Linked DNA regions of Homo sapiens: region 1 is linked to region 2. Evidence: chromatin loops called from intact Hi-C (ENCODE). Cell type or tissue: mammary epithelial cell. All regions are shown on one strand. Each heading gives the region's core, and the rest is flanking DNA. Links, peaks and the distances in the headings are about the cores only. Region 1 has its middle 9.2 kb from the start of KRT74. Region 2 has its middle 5.4 kb from the start of KRT84.

What was found. A loop is a pair of places that touch in the nucleus more often than their neighbours do. Peaks named below come from ENCODE experiments on the same cell type or tissue, not always from the same donor. Only the 100,000 strongest peaks of a DNase experiment are listed, where the experiment ranks them.
Region 1: a loop joins it to region 2, with 7 times the contacts of the local background. A loop is called at or near these places in 9 of 110 quality-filtered maps.

Annotation. Positions count from the first base shown.
Region 1 is chr12:52,580,869-52,585,255 of GRCh38, forward strand. No RefSeq gene overlaps it. Among named protein-coding and RNA genes, the nearest start is that of KRT74, 9.2 kb to the left of the region's middle. RefSeq lists an enhancer at 4,170-4,339 and a cis regulatory region at 4,255. In mammary epithelial cell, for the core only: a CTCF peak has its summit at 2,309; DNase peaks (open chromatin) are centred at 713 and 2,213; H3K27ac peaks cover 1,936 bases.
Region 2 is chr12:52,388,876-52,393,262 of GRCh38, forward strand. No RefSeq gene overlaps it. Among named protein-coding and RNA genes, the nearest start is that of KRT84, 5.4 kb to the left of the region's middle. In mammary epithelial cell, for the core only: a CTCF peak has its summit at 2,293 (motif pointing right); DNase peaks (open chromatin) are centred at 1,066 and 3,826; H3K27ac peaks cover 2,202 bases.

The DNA.
Region 1 (4,387 bases), core at 174-4,173, 190 kb after region 2:
GAGAAGGGAAGAGATACCAGGCAGGGCAGAAGCACTAGGGGCCTGGACCACCATAGGCAATGTGGAAATTGGGAGGAAGAAACATAAAAGTAGCACATCAAGAAGAAATAGAAGAAGTGGAGACTTTAGAGAAAGGAGCTAGGGAAGGCTGGGTCAATGAGGAGGGGAAGTTGCTGCTGAGGGAAGGGCTAAAAACAGAGAGAATGGAGGATGAACCCCGAGGCTGGGGCAGGGGGCTGAAATGAGCCTTTCAGAGCTCCATGGGAGACACATCCATGCAGCCCCACCCTGCGGGTGGAAGGGATGGTTGGCCTGCTGGATACAGGGAACCTCTCACTGCTGTGGGGTGAGGGACCCTCAGCACCACCCCACCGATGCAGACCTGCCATGGAATTAGAGGCTTGGGTCCGTGGGGCCTAGGGCAGGCTTGACGCTGGCACCTGAGCCTCGGGGTCAGAGAGTGAGCTCCTCCATCTGGAGCCAAGACCACAGCCAGCCCCTTTGGAAAGTTCTATCCCCCTCTCCTACAGAAAAGGAGGCAGGAGATGTTGACACCAGGAGACCAAGTCTCCATCTTCCCATTGTCATGGGCCCCCGCTGAGGCAAGTGGTGTCTTATGCAGGGCTATCAGGTTGGACACACAGCTGTGGGTTCAGGAGGCAGGTTATGAAATAAGCCAGGAGTCTGCAGATCCAAGAGTTGGGGAGAATGACTCACATCATGGGGAAACCCGTCTGGAAGTGAGAACCGGTGAAAGCAGGTCCTGGGTCCTGGTGGCTCCTATTTCAGGGAAGAGGAACAGGGGCAGCGTGGAGCAAGGGTGGGGGCTGCATGTTTTAACAGGGGGCCAAGGAGAAGGCTCAGAGGAACCAGCAGCCCTTCCAGGAAGAGAGAACCTTCTGGAAATGGATGTGGGCTGGGAGGCTGGAGGAGAATGTAATGGGACTGGAACGGAGCCAGAAGCTAGCCTGGCAGGTGTGCCTCAGGTTCGACGAGGCTTGCTTTGCACTAGTCACTGTGCTAAGCTTTTTGCACATTTTAACTCATTTCATCCTCACACCAACCTGTCAGGTAAATACTCTTGTTTTTCCCACATTACAAGTGAGGAAAGAGAAATTGAGCAGAGAAACTGAGTTGCCCACATTGCAGTTATAACTGGGAAAAGAAACAAATCAACAAAAGGATTCAGATCCACACCTGGCCGACTGCAAAATGTGTGTACCTCCACACTGGACTTCTAAGGTCCCTTTCAGTCCTATATCCACCACGCTATGGTTCAGTTCCTGAGCTCGGAGCAGCTTTAATCTAGAACTTGAGCTGCATCTGGAGTTCCAGGAAGAAGAATCTGGAATCTCTCCTGGAGATGGACGAATTGGAAGCAAGAAGGAGGGATTTCGAGGATAAGCCCTCTAAGAGGGGCCTGCATCCAAACGGGGATGCAGCGTGGACGACTTACCGGGGAGGAGGGATGGACAAGCCAATGGCAGCTGGTTTGCAGGAGAGGAGGGACCCTCAACATCTCTGGTGCTCCTGGAAGCTTTGCTAAATGTGAATGTAAGAACTGAGGGGCAGTGCAGAACAATTGTCCTTTGTGTAGTTGCCACTCTATAGGTGGCAGAAGTGGCAGAGCCCCTGAGATGGAGATTGGAAACAGCTGGCAAAGGGCGGCTCAAACCCCAGAGCAGCTGCCAAATGGGACCTAAGCAGTCTTTAACAAGCTCCCTGTCTCCAACAATTCACATCCCTGTTACCGCCTCCTCCAGGAAGCCTTTCCAGATTGTGTTCCTCTCTCAGGCCTTTCTTCCTATGGAGCCCCCTGGCTGTGCCTTGCCAGTGCCTCCATGCCTGGCTCATCTACTGCCTGAGAAAGAAAGAGTTCTCAGAGGAGGGAGGGGTTTGCACACTGTGCAGGCAGGGCTTAGGAGAGGGGGTCTCAGCTGAGTCATGGGGGCCCTCACTCCAAGGACCTCTGGATCAGCACCAAGATTTTCAGGAAAAGCTGTCTGAAGGCCTCAGGTTCTCTAATAAGAGGTGTGGAGGTTCAGGCAGCAGGCAGCATCAGCCCCTGCCCCCTCCTCCTTCCTGTAAGAGGAGAGGCCAGAGAGGAGAGGAAGAGGAGACAGGAGTCAGACCCAGGCAACACAGAGGCTGGGGCCAGCCTGGGCATGCCAGGGAGTGAAACAGCATCCCCTCCCACTGGCAGCTCCGCGAGGGGCGCAGAGCCTGTCTAGGGTCATCCCACGCCCTCTCTGCTGTAGGGAAGTCTTTCCTCCAGAGTCACAGGGGTAGAAAGTGCAGTATCCAGGACCAATGGCAGAGGGCAGTGTGTGCACAAAATAGAGGCACCGAGGGTTTTTCCCCTGCTTGGAAATGAACAGCCAGTGAACAGATAGGAATGTATTTTAGTGAATGGACCCAGTGCCCTCCACCTTTCACTTAGCCCATCTCGGCCAGGTCTCTGGGCAAAGTCCTGCTGTTGGTCCACACCTCTCAGACATGAACCAGCCCACAGCCAGCAAACACAGACGTATGCTTTAAAAATACTAGTAATAACAGTGAGCATCTACAGGTGTCAGACTGTGTTCCAGGCACTGTTTTACTCCCCTTATCTCTTTTCCTATTCTCTGATCTCCTCTAAGGTGAGTTCTTTGAAAGGTAAGGAGGTGTCGAAGCCAGGAGCATAGACTCCAGAATCAGACTGGAATTCAGATCCTCCCATTTACTAACCAGGTGACATTTGGTTAGTTACTTAACTCCTCTGAGCTTCAATATCCTCACAAGTTAAATGGACATTATAATAATCGCATCTTATAAAAATAATACATGTCAGATTGTTGGGAGAATTAATTGAGTTACCAGCCATAAAGTGCTTACCAGAATGAGTGCTGAGAACAGTTTCTGGCAACAGAAAGCACTTCATAATGGCCAGCTTGTATTTATCTTCTTTTACAAGGGCAGGATCTTGCACTAGGCCACTACTGGCAATTAGAAGAGCTAGGATTCAAAGCTAGGTATATGACTCTTCTGCCACTATGCTAGGCCCAAGGGGACCATTTATCTGACAGTCCTGGCTTTGCCAGTTGTCCAAGGATCCACCTTAGTATTTATTTAGATCAAAAGTGTCCCAGTTTGAGTGACTGCCTGCACACAAATGCATATAAGACACAAATTTATTAACACAAATATGTCATATCACTTGCATACCAGACAATTGAGACATGGGTATGTTGTGTGTATATCCAGCTCTTTTTCCCAGGGAAGGTGGGCTAAACTAAGGCATGCATTCCCATGGTAAAAGTGCTGACTGCAAGCCGGACCCTGGAACAAGGGGATGTAGGGCATGGAGTGAGGGACAGACATGTGAGCAGCTGATATGACACCAGAAAAATAGAGTGCCGGCTTTAACACAGGCTCAGGACAGGGCTGTGAGTGTACAAGCCACTGGTCCAGCCCCGGCTGCTCACCAGTGGTGTGAACATGGACAGGTCACTCAGCCATCTGGGACTCGGTTTGCCTGCCTGTAGAATGGGGGTGTGGGGTAGGGAGGTGTTGGGCCACAGCTGTATTGATCCTTCTCATGTAATGCTTGAAGATGGATGGGTCCACCTGGAGGGACCAGGCACCACAGAAATGTGGGTGGTGGAGTCTCAGCCAGGCCACACAGGTGCGCAGGCTGTCCATCACGGGTAATGGACATCTGAGGTTGAGAAAATGATATGTGCAAAGGCCCTCAGGTGTGAAAAGTCTGGCCTGCATGGGGAAAGGCTGGAGAATAAGGTGGGAAACGACACGGGGGAGACAGGATCTCGGGCACTCTGAATGCCATCCTCAAACGAGGTTTGCACTTGAAAGATGGTCTCGCATTAAGGGTTTTTTTCAAATCAACTGTGCTAACTGACTCTGAGAAACAAACATTCTTGCAGAAACACACACATACACACACAAACATACACACACATACACATACACACACACGCAGAGCTAAAAGAGCATCCTTGAATCTCTCAGCTTCTTACTCCACTGAATTTTTCTTCATAGTAGTTAACACTGCTTGACTTCATATTATATATTGCTTTGGTAGGTGCATATTTTCACTCTCCCTCTATGGGGCCAGTGTCTGTGCCTATTTTGTTTATTCTGGTATTCCCAGTGCCTGAGCAATGCCTAGCTCACTAAATATTTGTTAATTGAGCACTATTTCATATACACCTTAGATAGAGAGGCTACAAGCATATATACACACAGGCCTTACATGTTAGGGTGAAAAGGAAGTTGGTTAAAAGAAGAGGAAGACAGGGCCATTGTGTGGGAGCAGGACTGGGGAGTGAGTGGTGGGTGGTGGAGAGTGAGACAGTGGGAGAATGAAGGGAAGACCACTCGCTACACA
Region 2 (4,387 bases), core at 246-4,245:
AACGAAAGGGCATCCCACTCCTCTGAGGCCAGGCGAGGGGTTCCAGGAGATTGGGGCAGGGGGACCAGAGGCTGTCTGGTGGAGGTGAAAGGGGAAGGGAGTGGGAGGGATGGCCTGCCTAGAGAACCCTGGTGGGGACCCAGAAGATGATATCAATTTTAGAGTCAGATGGACCTGGGTGAAACTCAGATTTGTCACCGACTAGCAGTATGATCTTGGATAGTGCTATACCAAGGGCAGGGTGGTGGCCAGGTTCTGCTGCAGGTGCAGGCACTAGGGGAACTTTTCTGCAGAGAACTTTAAAACCAACCAATCAGCTTATTAACAATTTTCAGCATGCATTGGCCATTCTAAATAATGGTAGTAGTCCCTTCCACCCCTATGGTATACCAATGACCTTGGGGAAATTGTTTAACCTCTAAGCCTCAGTTTCCTCATGTTAATATGGAATATTCCCTGTTTCATAGTATGATGAGGATTGACTAGGAAGTGCCTGGGATGTGCACTGTGCAGTGCCTGGCAGCTGCTACTGTACTCCATTCCTTTCCCTGGCTCTTTCCTCCCTCCCTTCCTCCCTTTTCTTCTCTGTTTTGCACAATCCTCCCTTCACTTCTACACAGTCATCCCTGTTCCCATCCACACCCGCCTCCTTCCTGCTCCCATGGCAGATGCATTCATACCCCATTAGCCATTCCTGTCCCATGTCCCAGCTTCCCTCAACCCTGATCAGGCTGGGTGGGGTGGGGGTAATTGTAATTGGGACCAGTCAAGCATAGTCCCTGCTCTGTGATGAACTGTCACCATCAGCAGTTTGCAGTTTGGAGGCATTATTTCGCCAGACGATGCATAACACAACCCTCAGTCATTTTTTAGGGGGTGGCAGGTGGGGAGAGGGGGCGGAGTTGCCCTGGCAACTTTGGGTAGGAGGTTTTGCTGCTGCAACAGTTTCTTCTTGCTGTTGTCAGTCAGCCTGAGTGTAACTCCAGAGACTTGCGGGCTGAGCCCAGGCTCCGTGGCTGCATTACCATGCCTGGCTGCTGGGTCATCAGGATCCTATCTGTGGAGCAGGGAGGAGGCAGAAACGCTGAGCAGAGGAAAGGGAGGGGAAGGGCTGCCTGAGGGAGGGGGACATCCTGGTTGGCCATGCAGGTTCTGGGAACGCTGTTTGCACTGTGGCTGGGTGTGTGTGTGGGAAAGGGGATGACAGGGGAAGCCCAGATTCTGAGAAGGCTTCAGAGGGCTTCTGTTTAGCCTGGGGACGAGTTTGTGCTGGAGAGAGGCACTGGCTGGAGAAGTTTTCATGCTAAGACCTGCTCCTGCTGGGAAAGGAAGCTTCAGAGTCCCCCCAGCAGGGGTGGGGGTCGGGGGGCAGGGGGTGTGTGTGAGAGGCTAGGTCCACCCTTGCCAGTACCTCCTCCTCTCTCCCCTCTCAGATGAATGAACACGCCTCCCCACGGAAGATAAAGCACCCCCTTCTTGTTTTCTACCCACCCCTCTCACTTCTTCCAGGAAGGATGGTTTTTTCAGGTTTAATGCGATGTCTCACATGGCCCACATGGTTGTCACCTGTCCAGAGTGAAAATGTTGCTCCTGGTAGACATCTAGTTCAGTTTGCTTCAACACACCTTTATTGGTTGCTAATGTGCGCCTGGCATTGCACTTAGGTGCTAGGATGGCTAGGACAGCCTCTTCCAGGTTCAGCGACTCCAAGCACCCCCTCCTCTGCTCAGGGTGCCATTTCTAGAGCCATTTTCCCAATTCCAGCCCCTGCCAGGATTCTTTCTGGGTACTTGGTGACCCTGGCTGGAGTGTGGCAATCGTGGGTGGACCTGGGACCACAGATGTGACTGGTGTGAGGAAGGGCCATTAGGGGCAGAGTCACCCAAGGGAGGGGCCAGGGGAACAAGGAGGAGCTGTGTGGGAGGGAGAGAAACTCTGGTGAGCACTTGAAAGCTTCAGGAGGAAGAGGGCCAGGAAATGGGAGACTTTCTGTGGAGACAGACACAGAAATACAGAGCTCCAGTTCAGGTCCCCCCAGCCTCCCTAGGCCTCTCTGGGTTGTTCCCCATCCTATCCTCACTGGCACATTCTGGAGGGGCTGGGATTAGGAGACTCCAGGCCAAGCCGAGTACAGTGAAACTCTGGCTTCATGCAGACGGTTCTCTTTCTCACCAGGGCAGGGGGCCGGGGCCTGTTCCTACTGTATTCCAGCACCCATTGCAGGGCTGACCCCAGAAGACACTCAGGAGGTGTTTGCTGTGTTGAATGGAATGCAGACATCCCAGCCACCACCAGGAGGCACATCTGTCCCGCCTGTTTTGAATGTCTCCTCTCCTGGGGAGGAAGGGGGAATGGGGACACAGCTGCACGATGCTGGGGAGTCCCTGGTGGGTGTCCTGGAGGGGGTGCCCTGGTCTCTGTGCTCACATCCAGGGCTGAGCGTGGGAGCACACTCCTGGGATGAGCAGTGCTTATGGGATGACTCCAGGCAGCCTCCCTGCCCAGCAGACACTTATCAGGGGCCAGGCACTCTGGAACCAAAATCCCAAAAGGGTGGTTACCAGGCCCCGAGCCTACCTCACCGCAGTGGGGGGAGTCTTCCTTCCCTCTTCTGCTTCATTCTTAGCTCAGTCCCAACACCAAGGTGGGCCGTTTCCTGGGCCTCGAGCAGCCATCTGTGAGATGGGGTGGCCAGTCTCCTTGGAATCTGTTTGCTGACTACAGGGCGGAGGGTCACTCTGGCTCTAGGGTGCTCTGAATTAGTCCTCAGCAGGGAGTGGAGCTGGATCCAGGCCCAGGTCCAGAGAGACGAGGCTTCAAGTGGGAACAAGGCTCTCAGATCCATCATTTCCTTCTCTCTTTCCCAGCATGTGGATGTGCATCCCCGGAATCACACTCACAGGCCCCAGCCATGTGCTGCGTGCCCAGCTGGCAGCTGTGATGCCCCAGCCTGGAGCCTGCTGCTGGCATCCTGCCCAGACAGTCCCGTGGGCCTCCAGGACTCAGGCTTGCCTGCCCCTCCTCCTGGGAGCTTCCAGAGCCTCAGGACTAAGGTGGGACTCTCAGTTCTGTCCCCATGGCCTTCTGCTCTGCCACCATCACAACAGTCCTCACAGCTGTAATTTTGTGTCCCCGGTCTGTATTTCCCGGTAGGCTGTAAGCCCATGGGGCATGCGGCCAAGGCCCCATTTAAAAAAAATAGCCTTACTGAGATATAATTGCTATTACTGTATATAATTCATTCATTTAAAATGTAAGAGTCAATGGCTTTTAGAGTGTGCAACCATCAATACAGCCAATTTTAGAACATTTTCATCACCCCAGAAGAAACCTTTATTTTTTATAAAAAAAAAATGTTTTTTAAGCGACAAGGTCTTGCTCTGTCACCCAGGCTGGAGTGCAGTGGTGCGATTATAGCTCACTGCAATCTTGAACTTCTGGGCTCAAGTGATCCTCCTGCTTCAGCTTCCCAAGTGGCTGGGACTGCAGGTGCAGCCACCACACCGGGCCAAAGCAACCTTTAGCTGTGGCTTCTATGACTCCCCTAAGCTCTGTATTCTCCTCCTTCCAGCCCTAAGCAGCCACAGCTCTGCTTTCTCTGTGGATTCCCATATTCTGGACATTCATACAAATGGAATTGTAAAATAGGTGGCCTTTCGTGACTGGCTTCTTTCACTTTGCATAATGTTTCCAAGGTTCATCCATGCTGTAGCATGTATCAGCACAGGACTCCTTTATATGGCAGAGAATATTCCATTGTGTAGGTGTGCCATATTTTGGATAGACACTGTGACATGTCTACACAGTGTTGTTTCCACATTTTAGTTATTAGGAGTAATGTGATAAACTTTCACGGGCATGTTTCTGCATGGACATAGGTTTCTATCTCTCTTGGATGTATGCCTAAGAGTGATAGTGCTGACTCACCTTGTACCTCTGTGGGGACCACGCTCAGGAACTGCCAGGCTGTCTTCCACAGTGGCTGCCCCATCTTACATTCTCTACCATCGGCCCCACATACAGTGTCTACTGCGCTTTATGGGGTAAACTGGCCGTGACCAGGGCTGTCTCATTCCGCACTGAGTCTCCAGGCCCTGGGTAGCCAGCCCCATAGCAGGTGCTTGAGAGATGCAGAATGAGCCAATGAGAATGTGAAGGAATGGGTTCTGCTGACTATGCTTGCTCTCAGATCTGACTCTAGACTTCCCTTCAGCCCCTGTCCATACAGTCTTCCCTGTGATCCTGTCTCTGACCCTCGCCAGGCAGTCGTGAGCTGCTTCTTGGGGCTCCCATGCTGTTTGGCCCTCATTATTTATGAATCTTCTCTCCGGGAGGCTGAGCGTCCTTCCAAGGTTAAGAGGGAGTCTTAGTCAATTCTGCAGCACCA